Regions from separate parts of the Homo sapiens genome. Here region 2 is linked to region 1. The links are chromatin loops, found by intact Hi-C in ENCODE. Cell type or tissue: mammary epithelial cell. All regions are shown on one strand. Each heading gives the region's core, and the rest is flanking DNA. Links, peaks and the distances in the headings are about the cores only.

Region 1 (10,545 bases), core at 3,040-7,039:
TTCCCCACCGCTGCCCACATCCATCACACAAGTATTTATTGAGTGCCAACCAGGTGCCAAGTGCTACAGCTCTCTAAACAGTTTCTTCTGTTTGGACAGTGTCATAGACTTTCCCAAGCCCTTTCACGTCTCTTCCCTGGCGATAACATTGTGCCATACATATCCCTTGGAGGGACGTGTGGCAGGTGGGGACATTCCCATTTTATGGATGAGAAGACAAAAATGTGAATTGAAAAGTGAGGTAGAGCTAGCACCAGGCCAGCAGCCTTTATTTAGCACTTGCCATCTGCCTAGGGATGTTTTCAGCAACAACTGATTTAGGGTGATGGAAATAACTGCCCATGAAGCAAATAAACTTAGTGTGGGGTGCAAATAAAAGTAACATGACTGGGCTGAGTGTGGTGAATCACACTTGTAATCCCAGCACTTTGGGAGGCTGAGGTGGGTGGATCACCTGAGGTCAGGAGTTCGAGACCAGCCTGGCCAACATGGCAAAACCTTGTCTCTACTAAAAATACAAAAATTAGCCAGGCGTGGTGGCATATGCCTATAATCCCAGCTACTCTGGGGGCTGAAACAGGAGAATCACTTGAACCCAGGAGGCCGAGGTTGCAGTAAGCCGAGATCGTGCCACTGCACTCCAGCCTGGGTGATAAAGTGAGACTCTGTCTCAAAATAAATAAATAAATAAATAAATAAAAAATACATGACCAGGTAGCACTTATTGAGTGCTTCATATATACCAGGCCCTGTGTTGATTGGATTATTTTGTTTAATCCAGCCTTATGAGGTAGGTTCTATTATTATGCCTATGTTACGAATGAGGAAACTGAGACTTGGAAAACTTTAGCCAATTGCTCTCTGGACACAGTGGCTGACACCTGTAATCCCAGCAGTTTTGTCTGGAGCAGCATTGATCAATAGACATTTCTGTGATGATGGAGATGCTCTATATGTGTGTGGTCCAGTATGGTAGCCCTAGCTACATGTGGTTAGTGAGCACTTGAAATGCAGCTGCGGTGACTGAGGAACTGCATTTTAAATTTAATTTCATTTTAATAACTGCTTTTAAATAGTCTCAGGTGGCTAGTGGCTGCCTTCTTGGGATGGTCAGCTCTAGGAGCTTAGGGCCAGCTGGAGGCTGGAGCTATGATTTGAAACCCTGTCTCGGTCTCTCAAGCCTACACTCCTAACCATGACACTATCCCACCCCCCTTTCCTGTTGCTCTGAAGAAGTTCGAGGTTGAGGTAGAACTGAGCTCATGAGCTCACTGGGAGGGCACTGGTGATGCCCTCTGTGGGTGGGTCCGACTGGGGGCTTTCTCTTCTTCCTCTATTGACTCCCCACCTCCAGCACAGCTGTGGTCCTTCTGTTTCCTTGCATGCCTGATGTGAGCACACCCAGCTTCCCCACCGTGCGCCCCGAGAGGAGGCCCTCTGGGTGCTGGGCAGGAGGAAGTGGGAGTATGGGAGGCCCCATGGGCCTGGGCCTCATCCTCCCCACCTCCAGTCCTTCCCTCAACTACAGGTCTCCTATATTTGAGCCCAGGATTCTTGCATTTTCCAGCCAAGACCTTGGCCTCTTCATTGTACCTTAGCTGGTCATGGTTTTCTTGGCTGTAAAGTGAGGATCTTCACACCAGCCAGGCCACCTACTTGGTGAGATTCCTGAGGGTCTGTGAGGAGGGCAAGTTGGACACTTGGGACAGAGGATATATAGCTCATCGAAGCCCATTCTGGTCCCACTCATAGAATCAACATGACCACAGCAGAAAATAGGTTGTTTATTGGGGGCCATGAAAACAAAAACAAGGAAGAAAACCTTAGCATCCATGTCAGTCCCTGTCTTCTCTTGCCCCTGGTCTCTGGCCACCTGTGGCATAGTTGCAGATTCTCCCTTGTGATGGCAGTGGCTGCCGTTGGGGAGGATGCCACATGGCCCCCATCGTCAGTCCTCGATGGGGGTTTGGACAACACCAGACAAAGCAGTGTGGCATGGTCCCCTTGCCCAAACTCAGCCCTTCCTCTACCCTCCTGTCTGCCAGAAACAGGCCTGCCTGACAGGTGGCCTCCCCGAAGCTGGTACCTAGAACGGGGGCCATCACTCACAGCCTGTCAGAAGAATTGAGAGCTCATTTACTGTTGTTGCAGCCACTTTTCCTCACCTGGAGCAAACTAACATAGTCATATATAAGAAATTCATCATGACCGGGTGCGGTGGCTCACGCCTGTAATCCCAGCACTTTGGGAGGCCAAGCAGGGTGGATCATGAGGTCAGGAGTATGAGACCAGCCTGACCAACATAGTGAAACCCTGTCTCTACCAAAAATACAAAAAATTAGCCGGGTGTGGTGATGGACGTCTCTAATTCCAGCTACTTGGGAGGCTGAGACAGGAGAATCACTTGAATCTGGGAGGCAGAGGTCTCAGTGAGCTGAGATCATAACATTGCACTCCGGCCTGGGCGACAGTGCGAGACTCTGTCTCAAAAAAAAAAAAAAAAGAAAAGAAAAAGAAAAAAAAGAAAAGAAAAAAGAAAAATTAATCACTTCTGGGGCTAGGTCAGGCTGACCATGTGAAATGATCTGTTGGCTTGTACATTTTGAACTAAGCCTGAAACATTCTCAGTCCAAGGGGAAACATTCATGTCAGCACCCTGTGGAAATGCCCACCTCCTGGCCAGCCGTGTCCTCCCTTTCCCTGACTTTTCCGCAGTGGGGTTACCACAGCAGACATTTCAAGAACTGCCTGTGGAGGACCTACTGAAACAGCACATGTGGAGGGCCAGCTGGGAAGGGCCAAGCCACAGGCAAATGCTTGCTAACCTGCAGCCTATCACTCCCTTCCTCAAGAATCATAAGGAGGAAAAACCGTTTATGGACTGGGTGCCGTGGCTCACACCTGTAATCCTAGCACTTTGGGAGGCCAAGGCAGGTGGAACACTTGAGACCAGGAGTTTGAGACCAGCCTGGCCAACATAATGAAACCCCGTCTCTACTAAGAATACAAAAATTAGCCAGGTGTGGTTGTGGGAGCCTGTAATCCCAGCTACTGAGGGAGGCCGAGCCAGGAGAATCGCTTGAACTTCGGAGGTGGAGGTTGCAGTGAGCTGAGATTACACCAGTGCTTTCCAGCCTGGATGACAGACTGAGACTGTCTCAAAACAAAAGCAAAAACAAACAAACAAAAGAATTGTAAAGAGTCCGCCTTGCCTACAGAGTAAAGGCTGCACACCTTTGTGTGGCCTCTACCATCTGCACCCATAGGGCAAAAGGAGCCAGAGGCCTGAGGCTGGCCCTCGGGTGGCAGTGGGAGGCACCTGCTTGAACAGTGGATGCTCCACTCCTTACTTCTTTACCCAGTTTATAGACAGACAGTTGAGCTATAGTCCTCTGCACACATGGCTTTTGCTTCAAACTTTTCCGCATGCACTTTCCTCTGCCTGGAATACTTTTCCCTTTTTCCTGCAAACTGCAATTCCAATACTGCCTCTTCCTTCAGTTCTCTCTTTTTCCCTGGGCCAAAAGTCATCTCCCGCCTTCTATACTCCCACGCCCCTTACCTGCTGCTCTCTTGCTACCTCATACTTCCTGCTTGCTCTTGTAGTCACTTGTGTATCTGGTTTGTCTTCCCCACCACCCAGAAGGCTCCTGAGGACATGACCATGTCTTTGCCACTCCTTAGCACTGGCAGCTGTGCCTGGGGGCCCTCCTGGACAGTTAGGGGCTGTGTGGACTGCAGAGCTGTATGTGAGGTGGCAGTGAGTAGGCAGAGAGCCCCATGACTTTTCAAGCCCTTGAGCAACGTGGGTGACACACAGAGGTGAGGCTAGGCATGACACCCAGCCACAAGGGTCATGAGGCTCTGCCTATGAGGGGAGCTTGGCAAAGAGACCATGGAGCGGTGGTCCTCAGAGTGAGGCCCCCAGACCAGCAGCATCAGCATCACCTGAGTATGTGTTAGAAATGCAGTTTCTTTTTTTTTTTTTCCCAATAAGCGTTTTGCACTCTTAAGAAATGCAGATTATTGGCCCCAGCCCCGACCTACTGAATCGGAAATTCCGTGGGTGGGGCCCAGCACTCTATGGTCTAAGGAGCCCTCCAGGTGATTCCGATGCACAGAAAACCTTGAGAACCACTGCCATAGAGTTAGAGATTGTGCCCAAGATGGGAGACCAGGTCATGCCAGGGGAAGCACATGGGCTGTGTAGCCAAACCTCCTAGGTTCAAAGCTCTGCTCTGAGGTTGAATGGCCCAGTGAAGGGGGCTTAGTGATACCACCTCTTAGGGCTGTCCTCCTCCCATAAAGATCAGCAGTGGTCCCTAAGCTTTCATGTGCCTAAGAGTCATCTGGGGTGCTTTTTAAAATGCAGTTTCCTGACATCTCATTTCAGAAAATCTAATTCTGCAGGCTGGAGTAAGGTTGAGGAATCTATATTTTAAATAAGCCCGAGGTGGTCCTGATGTGAGTAGGTCAAGTAACATTCTGAGAAGCCCTGAAGCAAAGGGCTGTGTGCGACACCTTTTATGTACTAGATAATTCGCAGTGGTGGCTGCAACTCTGTCTATTGTGAGAACACATCAGGGGACGCTGAAACAGTTGGGGTCGGTGGATGTGCTGGTCTGAGGAGAGGGAGTTCCCTGTGTGCTTCCTAACGCCAGTATTTTCATCAAATGAGTTTGACCTGAGAGTGATGTTGAAAGGGCAGACATGAGCATGGGGTCAGCGTGGGGGATTGGGAGCCAGTGTGAAGGGGCGGTACTTCCGTGGTGGGTTGTTCGGGGCCATTGAGTGTATGTGCCTATTAGGTTTAGGGGGGCACCTGCCCCCTCCTTCCTGGCTGGTGTAACTGTGTTTGCCACAGTGAGAGTTGGGCTTGTGGGTGCAGCAGGGCTGGGATGTCAGGGACTGGTTCCAAAGATGGTTTTTGCTATGTGGCCAGGGAAAAAACTAGGTGGCACCGGATTCTGGTATGGAGCCTCAGGAATCCTCGATCAGCTTCCTTGGTCACTCACTTTTGGAGGTATGGAGGGGCAGAGGCTACTGCCTTGTCTGGAAGAGGCCTGGGCTGCTCTGACAGTCTGTCTCTCCAAGGGGCTTGAGGATGGGGGTCTGCTTCATGGCTAGATGCCCTCCAGCATGCTGTTCCCCTGGGCACCACCAGGGGTCTCTGAGGCTCCCTGCAAACCTTGACCATCTGGCCTTCAGCTCTGCTTCCGTTCCCAGTCCCTGGGCCCGTGAGCCTCCTCAGTACTGTCCAGCCTGGAGGTGACCCTGGGGCAGGACTCCAGGCTCCATAGAGGGGTAGGACCGCCCACCTGCGGAGCCATGCCTGTGATCTCAGCATCAAATGCCTTAAGCACCAAATGCCATTCTGACTTCCCTCCCCAACCCTACCTCAAGACAGCCAGCCTGAACCGTGGGCCCCTCCTCTGCCCGGCCCCCAGCCCTCCTTCCTTACTGGCCATGCTGGGAAACACAGGTCATGGCTTGGGAATGTGGCCCCGGGTTGCGGGGTGAGGTGATAGGAAGAGGGAGAAGGACATGTGACCCCTGCTCAACAGCCCCCTTCTCTCAGGTTCTGTGTCCAAACCCTTTCCCCATCCCAGATACAAATGGGTTCTCATGATAAGGGGCCATTTGGGGGAGGCAGCCCCCGCTGTCCTCTTTAGCGGGGCTAAGGTGGGTGGCGGGCAAGTTGCCAACAGGTGCCCTGGCGGTTTGGGTAGGAAGGCTGGATGTGGGCTTAGGCCCTGTGGTGGCTGCTGGCCAGACCTTCCATGGCAGGGATGAGGGGGCAGAGGTGGGATTCTGGGCCCCCTCAGATTCTTCCCCCACCTCTGTGAAGGAGGGCAAAGATCTTGACAGTTCTCCGATTTTCGGGGCCAAAGAAAACAGGTATGCCCTGGCTCTGTAGTATTTGAGGCTCGTTAGCGCATTCCCCGGTCAGGGATCTTGGTGGTTCCGTCAGAGCAAGGGGCAACACAGGGAACATTTCCCACGGGCACCTTCTTTGGTGGACGTGTCAGAACAAATGGGTCAGGGCAAGTGTCCCTATTGGCACAGCGCAGTGCCACCCCTCCCCTGTCTTGCTCGGGGACGGAGGCCCCACACCTTGAGTCAAGGCACCGCAGAGCGGGCTTTGCTCTTGTCAGGGTCTGAAGCTGTAAGGAGAAGAAAGGCAGATCCCGCGGCTTGGGAGTGAGCAGAGTGGCTAAATCCAGACGGCCGCGCTCCGCCCTCCCTCCCCTCTCCCCTCTCCTCCCCCTCCACACCAGGGCCCAGGCTGCCTGTGGTCTCGGCAGGCACCACCTTCCTAGCCAGCTGCCTGCCGGCCTGCCATCCAACCTCCTCCTTCCCCTCCTCAGGCGCCTTCCCCTCCCCCAGGGCCTTCTCCGTGCAGGGCCTCAGCTGGGTCAGCCGAGTGAGTGGGGCTGGGCAGGCTGGACAGGCTGGGCTCCTGCTCCCTGGGGAGCCACGCTGGGGTGGGCAGTGGGCAGGCAGCAGGAGGGCCTGGTGCCAGGGCAGAGCCTTCAGGACAGGCACAGGCTGGGGTCTGTGTGCAGAGCCTCGGGGTGAGTTGGGGTACAGCCCTGCTGGGGGCTTGGGGTGGGGGGACCCTGGGGAGAACCTAGGGGGCTGTGGCAGTTTCATGTCTGTATTTGGCAGTCGGATAGGAGCCAGCTCAGCGAGACTGGGACCCTGGCCAGTTGCAGGGGAGGGCGTCAGGGCCCTGGGGACACCCCTCCCCCAAGGCTGACTCTGGTGCCCCCCTCCTCTTCCCCCAGGCTGAGCTGCCCTTTTTGGTGGATGACTCCAGCTCTGCTTTCCTATCCCTCGAGCGTTTGGGGGTGCAAGCTGTAGGGCTGTGGCCAACAGGTGCCCCTGGGGTTTGCACGGCAGGAAGCTGAGAAGGGAAAGGGGGAGGGGCAGGCTAGATAGTGCCGCCTCATTGGCCCTGGACCGAGGTCGGGATGTGACTTGTCTGCGGTGTGTGTTCCTCTGCACCAGGCCCAGCTCACCCAAGAAATGGGCGTCCTAGCCATGCTGCTCCAGGGTTCCATAGACCTGCTTCCCCTGCTTTTGGAGCCTGCAGTTGGTAGTTTAGGTCTCTAGTCCATGTCAGGAATGTGGGTGCCCTGCTCCAGTGGAATTCTCCCACCAGGCCCAGGAGTGGCCCCTCTGCTGCCCGAACCCTTTGCCCCAGGCCTTTCCCTATGGTGTCCCCTCCTGGGAGGATCAGCAGGGTCGGTGTTGGCAGAGCCAGTGGCAGAGGAGGTTCCAGGGGCTCAGGGAGGGGAAGAAGCTGGGCGAGGTCGCAGGAGCCTGGGGGTGAAGTCAGGGCAGGGCCGGCCTGCGGGGAGCTGCCGCAACTCCTGGGCTCTGGGCGACATTCCAGCCAGCTCTCCCAGGCTCTCTGCTCGCCTTCCTCCCTGGTAGCTATCTCTGTCTCTCTCCAGGTGGGTCTACATCCCCTTTCAGCAGCCCCATCACCTCCGACGAGGAATACCTGAGCCCCCCAGAGGAGTTCCCAGAGCCTGGGGAGACCTGGCCGCGAACCCCCACCATGAAGCCCAGTCCCAGCCAGAACCGCCGTTCTTCTGACACTGGCTCCAAGGCACCCCCCACCTTCAAGGTCAGACCCCTGAGGCTGGGGCCTAGCCTCCTGTGTGCCCCCGTTCCTTTGGGTGCCCCCTTGTTCTTGGGGCCATGCCTAGGCAACATCAAGACCTGGAACTTTGCTCCCATTCAAACCCTCTTACCCAGAGCCAGTCTCAGCCTGGCTGTGGAAGAGTCCTCCGTCTCAGATTCCACAGCCCCCAGGACCCAAGGCTCTGCCCTGTCTTCCCCTGACACTTTGGGGTACCCCCTTCAGGTCTCACTTATGGACCAGTCAGTAAGAGAAGGCCAAGATGTCATCATGAGCATCCGCGTGCAGGGGGAGCCCAAGCCTGTGGTCTCCTGGTGAGTAGCCGCACTTTCCACCACCCACCAGCGACTCTATGCCAGGCCTGGCTCTGGGAGGTCTGGCTTTGGGTGGAAGGAAATGGAATCTTGGTGGGCTTCCCCATGATCTGCCTCAGGGGCCTCATCTCAGGGACAGCAGTGTACTCCCCCCGGCACCCTGTCCCTTGCCCCATGTTCCAGGCTTATTTAGGGCTTCCCCTTCTGGGGAGGGGTTTGGGTCTCATGTCTGTCCATTTGGGATAAATGACTGGGTGCGGTGGCTCACGCCTGTAATCCCAGCATTTTGAGAGGTGAGGCGAATGGATCACTTGAGGCCAGGAGTTTGAGACCAGCCTGGCCAGCATGGCGAAGCCCTGTCTCTACTAAAAATACAAAAAAATTAGCCAGATGTGGTGGTGCATGCTTGTAATCCCAGCTACTTGGGAGGCTGAGGCAAGAAGATTACTTGACCCTGGGAGGTGGAAGCTGTAGTGAGCTGAGATCACACCATTGCACTCCAGCCTGGGTGACAGAGTGAGACCCTGTCTCAAAAATAAAAATACCCCCTTCCCAAAATTAGCAAGGAGCAAGACATTTCAGAGGCCAAGGAAGGAGGATTGCTTGAGCCAAGGAGTTGAAGACCAGCTTGGGCAACATAGTGAGACTCTGTCTCTACAAAAACTTTTTTTAAATTAGCTGGACGTGGTAGTACATGCCTGTAGACCCAGCTACTTATGAGGGTGAGGAGGAGGATCACTGGAGCCCAGGAGTTTGAGGTTGCAGTGAGCTATGATCATACCACTGCACTCCAGCCTGGACAATATAGCAAGACCCTATTGCTGAAAAAAAAAAGACATGCAACAATTTGTTTCTGAGCTGCCAGCAGCCCCGAGTTAAATGTGGGTCTAAGCAGAGGGGCCTCGCTCATCCCAGGTGCCTGGAAGATGGATTACTCAGCTTGCTAATTTTTTATGGTTTGAATTCTGTTTTTCATTTTTAATTGATTGTCTGGTCCCCACTGTGATTTTTTTTTTTTTTTTTTTTTTTTTTTTTTTTTTTTTTAGCTGGAGTTTCACTCTTTGTCGCCCAGGCTGGAGTGCAGTGGTGCGATCTGGGCTCACTGCAACCTCCGCCTCCTGGGTTCAAGGGATTCTCCTGCCTCAGCCTCCTGAGTAGCTGGGATTACAGGCATGTGCCACCACACCCAGCTAATTTTGTATTTTTTGTAGAGGCAGGGTTTCTGGTCAGGCTGGTCTCGAACTCCTGACCTCAGGTGATCCACCCACCTCGGCCTCCCAAAGTGCTGGGATTACAGGCATGAACCACCGTGCCCAGCCCCCACTGTGATTTTTTTTTTTAACATTGTAAGTTTTTTCATATCCCTTTTGGGAAGTGGGAAAGCTATCTGTCCATTATAAATAAATAAAAATAAGACATGGGGAAGTTTAAGAATTATTAAGAGCTAAATAGGGTCAGGCATGAGGGCTCAATGTCTGTAATCCCAGCACTTTGGGAAGCCAAGAGAGGAGGATCATTTGAGCCCAGAAGTTCAAGACCAGCGTGGACAACATGGTGAAACCCTGTATCTACAAAAAATACAAAAATTAGCTGGGCATGGTGGCGTGTGCCTGTAGTCCCAGCTACTCAGGAGGCTGAGATGGGGAGATCGCTTGAGCCTGGGGAGGTAGAAGCTGCAGTGAGCTGTGATTGTGCCACTGCACTCCAGCCTGGGTGACAGAGGGAAACCCTGTTTAAAAAAAAAAAAAAAAGACAAGAAAAAAGAGCTAAATAGCACGGCTCCACTCTGAATGCAGCAGGGTTCCGAGAAGGGAGAGCTGCAGGCAGTTAGAAGTGACCTGGAAGCTCCTAGAGGTGGGTGGGATGGCAGAGTGGGGGTAAAAACCTAGCCCTGGAAACCAGGGATGCCCACGGTCAGTGGGACAGATCTGGGGACTGGGCAAACTGCACAGGGAAGGAGAGGCCTGCACAGTGCTGCAGCCCCAGTTCCTGTGCACGCACATCAGGCCCCTGGGCCCTGGGACTGAGTTCTTGCCCCTCTGACAGGCTGAGAAACCGCCAGCCCGTGCGCCCAGACCAGCGGCGCTTTGCGGAGGAGGCTGAGGGTGGGCTGTGCCGGCTGCGGATCCTGGCTGCAGAGCGTGGCGATGCTGGTTTCTACACTTGCAAAGCGGTCAATGAGTATGGTGCTCGGCAGTGCGAGGCCCGCTTGGAGGTCCGAGGTGAGTACCTGATTTCTCCATGAATGCCCACCTGGCCCTGGCCCCTTCCTTCCCCCACTGTCTGCTCTCACACAGCCTCAGTTAGAGGATGCCACCACTGAAAGGGCCTTAAGGGGCCCCTAGTCCAGCTGCTTATATTATTGTTGAGTGAACCAAAGCCCAGAGACAGGAAGTGACCTGCCCAAAGCTGCACAGCACATTGTTCCGTGCTCAGCTTACTACACAACACCACCTTCCCTGTTGCTCCATCACGGAGCCCTGGCGGCAGCCAGAGACCCTGCACCTGCCACTGGCCAAGCTCTCTCTACACTCTTCTGAGCCTTTGTCACCCTGCTCTGCCCAGGACCCTCCCTCATCC
Region 2 (10,545 bases), core at 2,930-6,929, 62 kb after region 1:
GGTGGGCGTGTCTTGTACACTGCCTGTCTGTCAGGGCTCCATTCACCCATAGTCACAGGGTATCTAGTATTCATGGCGCTCGAGATGCTTGTCCCTAGTCCACAGTTTGCTCCCAGCATTGTGTGTGCATGCGTGTATGTTTCATCCTCGTTGCCACTGCCCAGTGCATATGCAAATGTTTGGCGTCAACATGGTGCCCACTCCAGCCCAGCCTCCAGCAGCCAGCCCCAGTGATAGGGACCCCCGCCAGGTTCTCACTCACCCGCTGCCTCAGGATCACCAGGAAACATGCTCCAGCCAACGAGGTTCCTGGCCCCCACCATGCCTGCAGTGTCTGGGGCCTCCCGCCATTGGGCAGGGGAGTTAGGTAGAAATAGAGGGACAGGAGCAGGAGCATTGTGCAGGGAGAAGAGTCGGGGGCATTGGCCTGTTGTCCGGCTGTACACCCCCTTTCCTAGGGAAAAGCACTGCTCCCCAAAGCAAGGGTTGGTAGAGTCCCCGAGGAGGAGGTGGGATATGGAGGGTGAGTGTGGCCTTTGGGATCCATAGGGCTCTGCTGTCCTCAATCCTCACCACTCCGTATTGGGAGCTGGGCAGAGCTCAGTCTTAGCAGGTGCTGTTGGGACAGAAATCAATGGGATCTTTGTGTCCCCGAGCGGGAGTTGGGGGTGGGCAGGAAAGGGGAAGGGTGATGAGACCTCAGTGAGAGGAAAGGAGAGGAAGAGCTGGAGGGGGTGAGGAAGTAAGGGGAGGGAGGCAGAGGGTTCTGCTTGGTCTCCAGGCTAGGAGGCGGTGCCTGGAGGATACAGGAACGGGGATCCTCTGATCAAGGCTGGTGAGTCCCCGGAATCCTGGGGATGGCCTGGAGGAGTGTGGGTGGATTTCCCACAGGCCCTCTGGTACCCTGGGGCTGGAGAAAGGAGGATGGTAGAAGTCCGTGGGCTGAGGTTCTGGCCCTGGTGCAGGACAGTGGGGGTAGAGGGCATAGCTAGCATTGGGGGACAGGAATTCCCCTTTGGGATTTCCATTTCCCCTGTCTCCAGCCCAGCCTCCTACTCTTCTGCACATACTGCATCCCCCGTCTGCTGAGTGTAACTCTGTCTTGGGTCTGGCATTCAAGGGCTGAGTCTGCTGCAGATTCACCAGGGTCTGGAATTACAGATTGGGCTGGGGGCCCATGATCCATGGTAGTGGGGAAGATGGGGTGTATTACAGGGGAAAGACTGGAGAATGGGCATGGAGATGAAGATATGGGGTCTCCAAAAAGGACGTGAGGTCCATAATCAGCTCTGTGGTGAGGACCTGGAGTCAATGATGGGGATTTGGGGTCTATGGTGGGGAGATGGGTATGTGAGCTGGTTGGTGGGGAGCCTGCCGGGGTATGGGTGGTGAGATGGTCAGAGACAGGGACAGGCTTCACCAAGGGGCTGTTATGTGTTTTCTGTTGCTTTCCCTGTTTCCTCCTTCCCACTCCCCACTCTGCTGTGACCTTTCCTCTGGAATCCAAGTTAATAAATGTCACATTTTCCAGCCTATTTTTACTCCGGGTAATGTGCCCTCCCCCAGTCCCCTCTGCTGCTGCTCTTGCTTCTGTTACCACTGCAATCGCTCTCCCCCCACGCTCCCTAATATCCCTTCATGCACTCCCAATCAGTCAGTCAATCAATCAACATGGAGTTCTGGGTGCCTACTATGTGTTGGGCTCCCTGCTCAGAGCTGTGGAGGACAGCAAAGATGGGAAGCCCTGTCCCCAGTCCCTGTCCTCAAGCAGCCTATAGTCTCGTAGAGTGGGGACAGGGACACTCAGAAGTTTAAGCAACCATGCAAGAGTTAATCAGCCATGCAAGTGGTGTCATAAGGTGCCAGGATCAATTGCCAGACGAGGTGCATGGGTAGTAAGAGGTCGAGTTCAGAGAAGGAGAGGCCATTCTGGGTGGAGGAGAGCTGGGAGGGCCTAGGGGATGAGGCAGGCTGGGCAGTTTGGAGAAGAGGGAAGAGAGGAAAGAGGAGAGGGCCCTGGGAGGTGGGCCCCGTATGTTTGCTCTGCATGGTGGCTAGCTCCAGCTAGTTTACCTCTGCTCCTCTCTTCTCCCTCCCCTCTTCACTCAGTCTCATACCATCTCACTCCCGCCCATTCTACCACCTGTATGTCCCCCACCCCCAGCCTTGTAGACAGCTCTCCCTTCCTCCCTGATTCCTGCCGCCATCTGCTACCCACACCCCCTTCCTCCAAGCCCCAGTTCTACCTTCCCCACTGCGGCCTGCTCTCAGCCTGCCCTCTTACTAAAAGGCAGAAATCACTCTTTCTCCCTAGGCTTCATTTCTTGAGCTGTAAAATGCAAGGGTGGCTCTAAAATTCAGCATCTCCTCTCACCTGGGGACCACCAGGATTCGAACCTCGGCTCTACGCATTAAGCTGTGTGGCCGTGGGGAAGCCAAAAAGCTTCTGTGAGCATCGGTTTGTGTATTCTTTTTTTTGTTTGTTTTTTTGAGACAGAGTCTCGTTGTTGCCCAGGCTGGAGTGCAGCGGCGCGATCTCGGCTCACTACAGGCTCCGCCCCCCGGGGTTCATGCCATTCTCTTGCCTCAGCCTCCTGAGTAGCTGGGACTACAGGTGCCCGCCACCTCGCCCGGCTAATTTTTTGTAATTTTAGTACAGATGGGGTTTCACTGTGTTAGCCAGGATGGTCTCGATCTCCTGACCTCGTGATCCGCCCGCCTTGGCCTCCCAAAGTGCTGGGTGTATTCTTTAAATAGGATATTAGAACCTAAAAATTGGGGGTTGTTGTGAGGATTAAAGAGATGCTCCTAAAGAGCTTAGCACACTACCTGGCACACACATCGTATACTCTGTGTAAGCGTCAGCTGTTATAAATGCCGCCACCCCAACTGCTGGCTATCTTTAACCTGACTGTTGTCAGCACCACCTACTGGTTTCCGACCCATGTGCTGGCATCTTCATTACTCTCCATTACCTAGTCATCGCCCCGCTTTTGACCCTCTGGCCCACACCCTCCTCTGCCCTGTACTAGCATTTCCATTCTATCCAGCCCTCCAAAATATGCATGCACGTGTGCATAGGTGCAGGAGTGCGCACACACTGTCTAGATCAGTGCTGCCAATAGAACATTCTGTGGTGATGGACACGCTCTGCACCTGTGCTTGTCCAACTTGGTAGTCACTAGCCACATGTGGCTGTTGAGCACTTGAAATGCGATTAGTGCGACAGAGAAAATGAATTTTACATTCAAATAGCCATACGTGGCTATAGGCTGCCGTGTTGGACAGCGCAGCTCTGGATGGCCCTAGGAATGAGATTGTCTGGGTAGGGCAGGGCTGGGATTACAACTGGGACCACAGGATATAAAGGGTAGCTGCGGGCTGTGACTGGAAGTCGGGCCATCTACTCTGTGGGCTGTGATCTCAGGTGGAGCTGAGGATAGGGCCTGTGTCTGGGGGCTGGGGGCTGGGGGCAGTGGGGTGTCTGGAGACACCACGTGAGCAAAGGTGCTTTCTTCCCAGGTGCAGGACATGACCTTGGTCTTTTCCACGCTACTGTCTGGAAAATTGAGGCTGGGGGAGGCGAAGAAACCCTGAGGAGGCATGGGTAGGAGCCAGCCCCACTCCTCAGGGTCCTCAAGGGTCCAGGCAGCCCCGGGGGGCCAGGAGCCTGGGGCCCTGTGGGCGCCTCACTATCTCCATCCCCTATGGGCTCTCCGGTCTCCCTCCCCCTCCCGACCCTCCTTCTCCACATGCTGGTGACTGCCATGACTATTAATCACTCGCCCTGTTCTCTTCCTCTCTACTAATCAGGCACAATTAGACAAGGCCTCTTCCAGCTGGGCAGTCCCTCCCCTGCCCTCCTCTCTCCTCTCCCTGCCCCACCCAGCCGCCAGCCAGGACAGCTCTGAGGCACAGAAAGCATGCAAGCCCTCTCTCTCTCTGGCTGTCCCAGGACCCAGTTTCGGGCTCCTTAGCACCCACTCCTTCTGTCCCAGCGACCTCCTTAGCTCCTTCTCTTCCCAGTGTGTGGTCAGGCCACTACTGACAGTCTCTGCCCTCCACCCCCTACACTTGGCCCTGGGAGGAGCTACTCCACACTCCATCCCAACTCTACATCTTTGCCACTGGGTTGGAGGTTCCAAGGGCTGCCCCTTGCCCCGTTGGCTGTGGAAGGGAGAGGGTGCCCACTGAGGTGGGTTCAAGCCTCTTATCTACCGCACAGGCTTGCCTCTGACTCCCCCTGCCTGTCCAGCCCTCTGTTCCCTGTGGTCCCAGCTTCTCCTGAGGCATGAGCCTTAAGCACATTTAGTTCAACATCTGGTTCAGGGCTGATCCTGCCCTCAGGAGCCAGGCAGGTCAGGTTGGGGTGGGGGGATACAGTAGGGAAGGGTGGGGTCTGAGGAGAACTGAAGACCACTTAGTCTTGAAGGACGCAGCTGCTTCTCAGCCCTAGCTAACTGTTGCCCTGTGTGAGGAGCCCAGCATGGCTGGGTCTTCCAGTCTGTCAAAAGCAGCTCCAAATCGTGATTATTTTAATAGAACAGTAACTGATTTAAAAAATACTGAGGGCTGCCAACCCCTCAGATTGCAGAACCAGGTGCACCCACCCTCCCCACCTTCCACCCCACACCAGCTGCGGCTCAGACCCTCCTGGAGGGGTGCTGTCAGCCTGCCTGCTTGGGCAGTGGAGTGGGTGGAGGGGATGTAAGTGGTGTGGCCTGGCAGGGAAGGGCAGTGACTGTTACTGTCTCAGAGGGCTGGTCTTCAAGGGCAGTGGGAGGGCCATGAGGGACATGCCCCACCCAGCCCCACTCAGCAGCCCCGTGGCCTCTTCATTAATCAGGAATCAGCCCCGAGCTGGGCTCATTATCAGCTCAGCTTCTCAGACACTGCCGGAAGATGCTGATTAGCGTTTGAAGAAATGGCCCCACGTCCTGTCCCCCTCTGATCCTCCCTCTGTCTCCCCTGCCCGCACTCCTTCCTGGACCCCCACCCCTGCCCTTCTGCTTCTTGGGAGGAATCTGCTCCCTCTTGTGGCTGGCGGCAGGGCTGCCTCTGCTAGGTCCAGGCAGGGGGCAGGAAGGATCAGGAATGGAGAGGCAGGGGCACCCAGGAAGCACTACAGGGAGCATTGGAATGCCAAGACCCAAGCTACTCAGTCCCCGAGTCGTCAGTGGGTCCCATGGGCAGGCAGGAGGGAGTGAAGGGGGTGGAGCCTGAGGTGGTCCAGGAGAGATGGACAGCCACCCTGCAGGAGGGGACAGAGGCCGGCCTCAGGCTGCCTCTGAGTTATAAGTTATAAGTATTCCTGAGTTATAAGTATTCCTTGCCCTTCCAGGCTGGCCCTGCAGCCCACCTCCTTTGAGCAGCTGGGAAGAGGAGGTGGGAACGGCCAGCACTGGGGGCAGGAGGCCCGAGGGGAGAAGATCTGCCACGTTTGTTTGTTTTTTAATTTTTTTGCAAATCATGGTGGAAACTTAGGGTCTTCAGAAGGATGAGTGAGGATGGGAAGGCAGGAGGAGGACAGAGGGGCAGAGATCCTGAGAGTGGAGATGGGAAGGTTCAGTGGTGTGTTTTCTAGGAAGAGGTGGGCAGGGGTCTGCACTTCTTCCCCTGGCTCCTAGGCTGGGGCTGGCAGCGCTGGAAATCCAACCCACCCCTCAAATGCTCACCATGCCCTTGGGACACCCGTGGGTGTTGGGTTGGAGGGGGAGCAGTTCCAGAGAGATAGGCACGGGCTGCAGCAGCCGAGGCGGCAGCAAGAGTTCAGAGAGGAGCCACGGGATGATTAAGGGGAAATGGAGGATTGATTTAGGAGGAAAGATTAAAGGAGCTAAATCCGTGGCGCTTGGCTCAGCGGTGACTAAGCGTGGACAGGATAATAGCTTACAAATGTGTGGAAGGTGTAAATACCAAACGGGGGGAGGGGAGGCGGCTCGGCGGGCCCGGAGGGTGGGGTGGGGGCTGGGCAGGTCCCCGGGGAGGGCTGGGAACCCCTGGGCGACTGCCCGGTGGGGTCGGCCCCTCCCCAGTGGGGGCTCACGGGGGAAGGAAACGGGACGTTGGGGAGCCCCAGGTTCCCAGTAGGGGTTCCGTTTCTGGTCGCAGCCTCCCGGGCCTCGTGCTGATCATGTCTCACTCCCGCCTGGCTGGGGATCTGAGGTCGCGGGTTCAAATCCCACCCGAGCACCCAAGTCCCTCAGTGCCCCCGGCCCCGGGCCTTTTGGCCGCTTCAGGCCCGCCAGCCAGGCCCAGCTCCGCATCCATCTCCTCGGGACCCCCGCCCCCGTCGCCCCCTCCCCGGCCGCCGCGGGGGCGGGCGGCGGTGTTTCCCTCCGCGGTGGAAGCCTCTGGCGCTGCTGTGTGCGGAGGTCACTTTGCCGAGGAGCCGGGAGCCGGGGGAATGCAAATGAGGCAGACCCAGGGAGGAGAGCGGAGGAGCCCGCAGGAGATGGGAGGGAGGGCGCTCGGGAGCCGTGATGGATGCCTGGCCCGCGGGAGGGAGCGGAGGGCGGCGAGGCGCGCGAGCCGGTGGGTGCGGCCCTCTGGGTGCGGGTGGGCCAGGCCTGGGCGGCCAGGCTGTGTGTGCGGGAGAGGGCGGGGGGCCAGGGATCCTGGCAGGCGCACACCCACCCACCCACCGTCCCCGCCGCCTCTTTCTGTCTTGTCTCCTGAACTCCCGCCTGGCTGTGGGAGTGTGCTCCACTGTATAAGCAAAACTCTTGACGAGGAACTTTGCATCGAGGGGCGGGAATGTCAGGGAAGGACTTACTTACCAATTCACCAATTAAAAACTGACTTTCTAGGGTGTAAGGCCTAAGCGGTCGCTGCCTGGGGAATGGTTTTGACCGTTTACCTGGGTCCCGGAGGCCTTCATCCTCCCGTTCTCCTCTCCCGTGGAAGCGCGGCGCCCGCCGGGGACCACAGCCTTCTTCCACGGCCCCCAGCCCTCCCTGGCTCCTAGGGCTCCCCTGTCCCTTCCACCACAGCTCACACATTTACATTTGAACAAACACCTCAGCCATTGCCTCCTAGATCCACTGTAGGGAGGAAGTGGCCCTGAAAAGCTCATGGGTGGCGGTGGAGGTGGGGGGTCCCTGTATGCACGTGTAGAACTAAGCCTGCTGAGGGCGCTGTGTCTTCCTCTTTCTTGAGTGTGGCATTGTCTGATGCCCCTCCTGGGTGAGCCAGGTGGCTTGTTTAGAGAAGTTTTTCCTGACCCTGCAAGCCAAATTGAGCTCCTGTTCCACCGTGGTGACCTTGGCTAGGTCACCCCATCACTACAAGGATCACAACTAGTAACAATTTATCCATTTGTGTGACTGGTGGATTTGTGAACATGCCTGGTGCAGTTCAAAGTGTTTATGTTGTAAGTGCCCCATAAGCACTTTTTTTTTTTTTTGAGACAGGGTCACGCTCTGTTGCCCAGGCTGGAGTGCAGTGGTGCCATCACGGTGGCTCCCTGCAGCCTCAACCTCCCAGACTCAAGAGATCCTCCCACCTCAGCCTCCTGAGTAGCTGGGACTACATGTGTGAGCCACCATGCCTGGCTAATTTATTATTATTTGTAGAGACGAGGTCTCGCTATGTTGCCTAGATTGGTCTCAAATTCTTGGGCTCAATCGATCCTCCTACCTTGGCCTCCTAAAGTGCCGGGATTACAAGTGTGAGCCACCGTGCCTAGCCCATAAGTACTTTGAATGAATGAATGTCTCTGCAGCCAGACAGCAAGCTCCTTGAGGGCAGAGGCTGTCTGTTTTGTTCTCTGTTGCATGTCCAGCACCAAGCACACAGTGCCTGACACTGTTGAGCACAGGCTCAATGAATAGTGTTGGACAAAGTAAGTGTTGTTTGAACATTCACCAGTTCTTGAGCGCCTACTATTTGTAGGTACTGTGTGCCAAGTGTATGTCACACAGTGGCTATGGGTGGACTCCAGGGCCAGACTGCCTGGTCCCCTGTCAGCTTCCTTATCCTCTCTGTACCTCCGTTACCCTGTCTGTAAAATGAAAACGATAGGACTACTGCCATATAGGAGTTTTGTGAGGGTTAAGGGGTTAATCTATATAAAGTGCTTAGAACTGTGCCTGGCACAGAGGTAAGCACTAAGTAAATATTAGTGGTTGCTATGATTTACGTACATTCTGTCTTTCCTCATAACACCTTTGAAGGGCGCCTGTTGTTACTGCCATTTTACAGATGAAAAATGGAGGATCAGAGAGGTTAATTGATTGAATCTGAATCCCACAGACTTAACTAAGGGCAAGGCCCAGATGTAAACTAGGTTGGGCTTTCCATCTGGTAGGAGAGCCATATCTCAGAGCCTGGGGGTTTCGCTGTGACAGAGCTCCATCCTCTAAGCCGCTCCCAAATTGCAGAGAGAGCCTGCAAGGTGCTTGATGCCCTGTGAGGTTGCGCCCAGTGGGGATCCAAGATCAAAATGGCTGCACTGTCCTGGCAGGAAGCTCCATTCCCCAAAGGGCCTCACCCCTCCCTTGAGCACCTGCCAGGAATCACTGAATTGATCTCTAATCCTCTCATGTAACTTTAGGAGGAGGAATTACCATTCCCCTTTTACAGATGAGCAAACCGAGGCTCAGAGAGGTTTAATCACACATCTGAGGTTGTTTGTCCAAAGTTGGTGGGAGAGGCTGGATTTGAACCCTGTTCTGTCAGCCTACAAAATATATGCCCCTTTCCCCATGTTATGAGCCTCCTGTGTATCCATTTCCAGCACCACATAGTGATCAATCTCTGCCCTAGCTTGGTTCATGCTGGTCTCTACAAAACCTTTATTACTGGTGCACGTATATGACTGCACTTTGCAAATGCCTTTCACATACTTCCTCTCTTTTGAGATGTACAACTAATCTGTGAAATAAGCAGGGATTTCTGTCTCTACTTGACACATGAAGAAACTGAGGCCCAGAGAAGTTGATAAATCACTTTACTAACCTAAGTCACACAGGCTATCTGTGATGGAGCTGGAGCTGAAACCAGGGCCTGCTGACTCCCAGGGAGGTGATGTTGGCCCGTGAACCTGGGGTCCACTTCTGAATCTGCACCTGTTTTCTGCATGCCCTTGGATCTGAACCTTGCCGTCTCTAGGCTTGTTTCTGCCTTTGTACAATGAGTGATTGGACTGAGTGACCTCGAAGTTCTGAGCAGCGCAGACACCTCAGGCATTTTGGTTGGTGCCATCTTCCTTCCTCTGCACCTGGAAAGGATAGGGAAGGAAGAGGCTTTGAACCTGGATACTGGGCCACCCCTGAATAAAGCTAGGCCCTGGGAGCTGTTCCACCCCAGGGTGCTGGTCACAGTCCAGGGCAGATGAAGATGCACCCCATTCCACTGGCCCTCTCTGGACCTAGGGGCAGAAGAATTCATTCCAGGGGTACCTAAGAGAGAGGCATGGGGGTGGACCCCATCAAGGGGAGAGCTGATAGAATTTGGGGGAAGGGATACCATGGAAGAATGTCAGGGGAAGTGCCGGGACCAGAGGCAGGGTGCCCAGAAGGCAGTGGAGATAAAGCCCAGGCCGAAGATTAGCTCTGGGATTAGCCTGGCCTCAGCATCTCCTGGCTGCTTCTTATCTCCTGGAGGCCCAGGGCCCTCCCCCTGCCACAGCTCTGAGCCCTGGCCCCGCTAATTGCCTGTTAACCCTGTGGGCTCTGCGAGGGAGGGAGGATGCAAGCAAGCCAGCCAGGGAGAGAGCTTTCTGGAGAAACGGAAGCTGTGAATAGATAGAGTTCCGAGGGCTGAGAGAAGCCACTGCTCTCAGGAGGAGCAAGCTCTGGACAACTCTCTCCCAACCCCTCATCACTGTCTCAGGCAGACCCTGAGAGAGAGGGGCCAGGGAGAAGGAGGTGGAGGGCACCTGGAGAGGGGTTCCTGGCATGTTGGGTCAGGGTGGGGAGCCTCAGGCCCAGGGAAAAGTCTAGGAGGAAGACAAGAGGCTGAGACTCGACAGCCAGACTAAGGGATGGATAGAGAAGAAAGCAAATAGGATAGAGAGTGCAGTGGGCAAGGGACAAAAAGGTCAGGGGGCATCCAGGACAATGGGAGAGAAAGAGGCCAAGGGGATGGACAGGTCAACAGAGGGCAGGGGCAGAGAAACAGAGTCCAAGTGGATAACTGATCAGGGGCAGGGACAGACGGGTCAGGCGGATAGAGAAGGACTCGAGAGACAGACTGAGATCAGGAAACAGAGGCTAGCGAGGCAGACAGACCCAGGCTGGGGTTCAGGCCAACACTAAAGGGGAGGTGATCAGAGAAGGACAGGCAGGTGCTGGCCAGAAGGAAGGTGGGGGAGGGGACCTGAGTGTCAGTGTACAGCACAGACATAGTCCTGTCTAGGAGCTGTCAGCCAAGGCCGGGAGGGGCTTTGGGAGGACACATGCCCCAGCTAGGGCCAGGAGCGTGGACCTGGAGCTAAGGCAGAGAGAGAGGGAGGGCCAGACCAAAGGAGGACATGGGGGTCTGAGATGGGGACACGGCCCAGAGGCTGAGAGCTGGTGATCTGGAGATAGCCCCTCTGCCATC

Evidence for each region. Hi-C counts contacts between places; a loop is a spot of excess contacts. Peaks named below come from ENCODE experiments on the same cell type or tissue, not always from the same donor. Only the 100,000 strongest peaks of a DNase experiment are listed, where the experiment ranks them.
Region 2: a loop joins it to region 1, with 2.7 times the contacts of the local background. A loop is called at or near these places in 47 of 110 quality-filtered maps.

Annotation. Positions count from the first base shown.
Region 1 is chr2:219,454,422-219,464,966 of GRCh38, forward strand. SPEG (striated muscle enriched protein kinase) reads left to right here. Exons shown (of 41, transcript NM_005876.5): 7 at 7,461-7,636; 8 at 7,877-7,965; 9 at 10,012-10,187. Among named protein-coding and RNA genes, the nearest start is that of SPEG, 25 kb to the left of the region's middle. RefSeq lists a silencer at 6,261-6,441. In mammary epithelial cell, for the core only: CTCF peaks have their summits at 3,815 and 5,161 (motif pointing right); a DNase peak (open chromatin) is centred at 3,660; H3K27ac peaks cover 1,407 bases.
Region 2 is chr2:219,516,434-219,526,978 of GRCh38, forward strand. All of the region lies in intron 1 of ASIC4 (acid sensing ion channel subunit family member 4), which reads left to right. ASIC4-AS1 (ASIC4 antisense RNA 1) reads right to left here and starts at 653. Exons shown (of 2, transcript XR_923921.2): 1 at 263-653. RefSeq lists enhancers at 6,477-6,977, 6,978-7,478. In mammary epithelial cell, for the core only: a CTCF peak has its summit at 5,035 (motif pointing left); no DNase peak of the experiment used is centred there.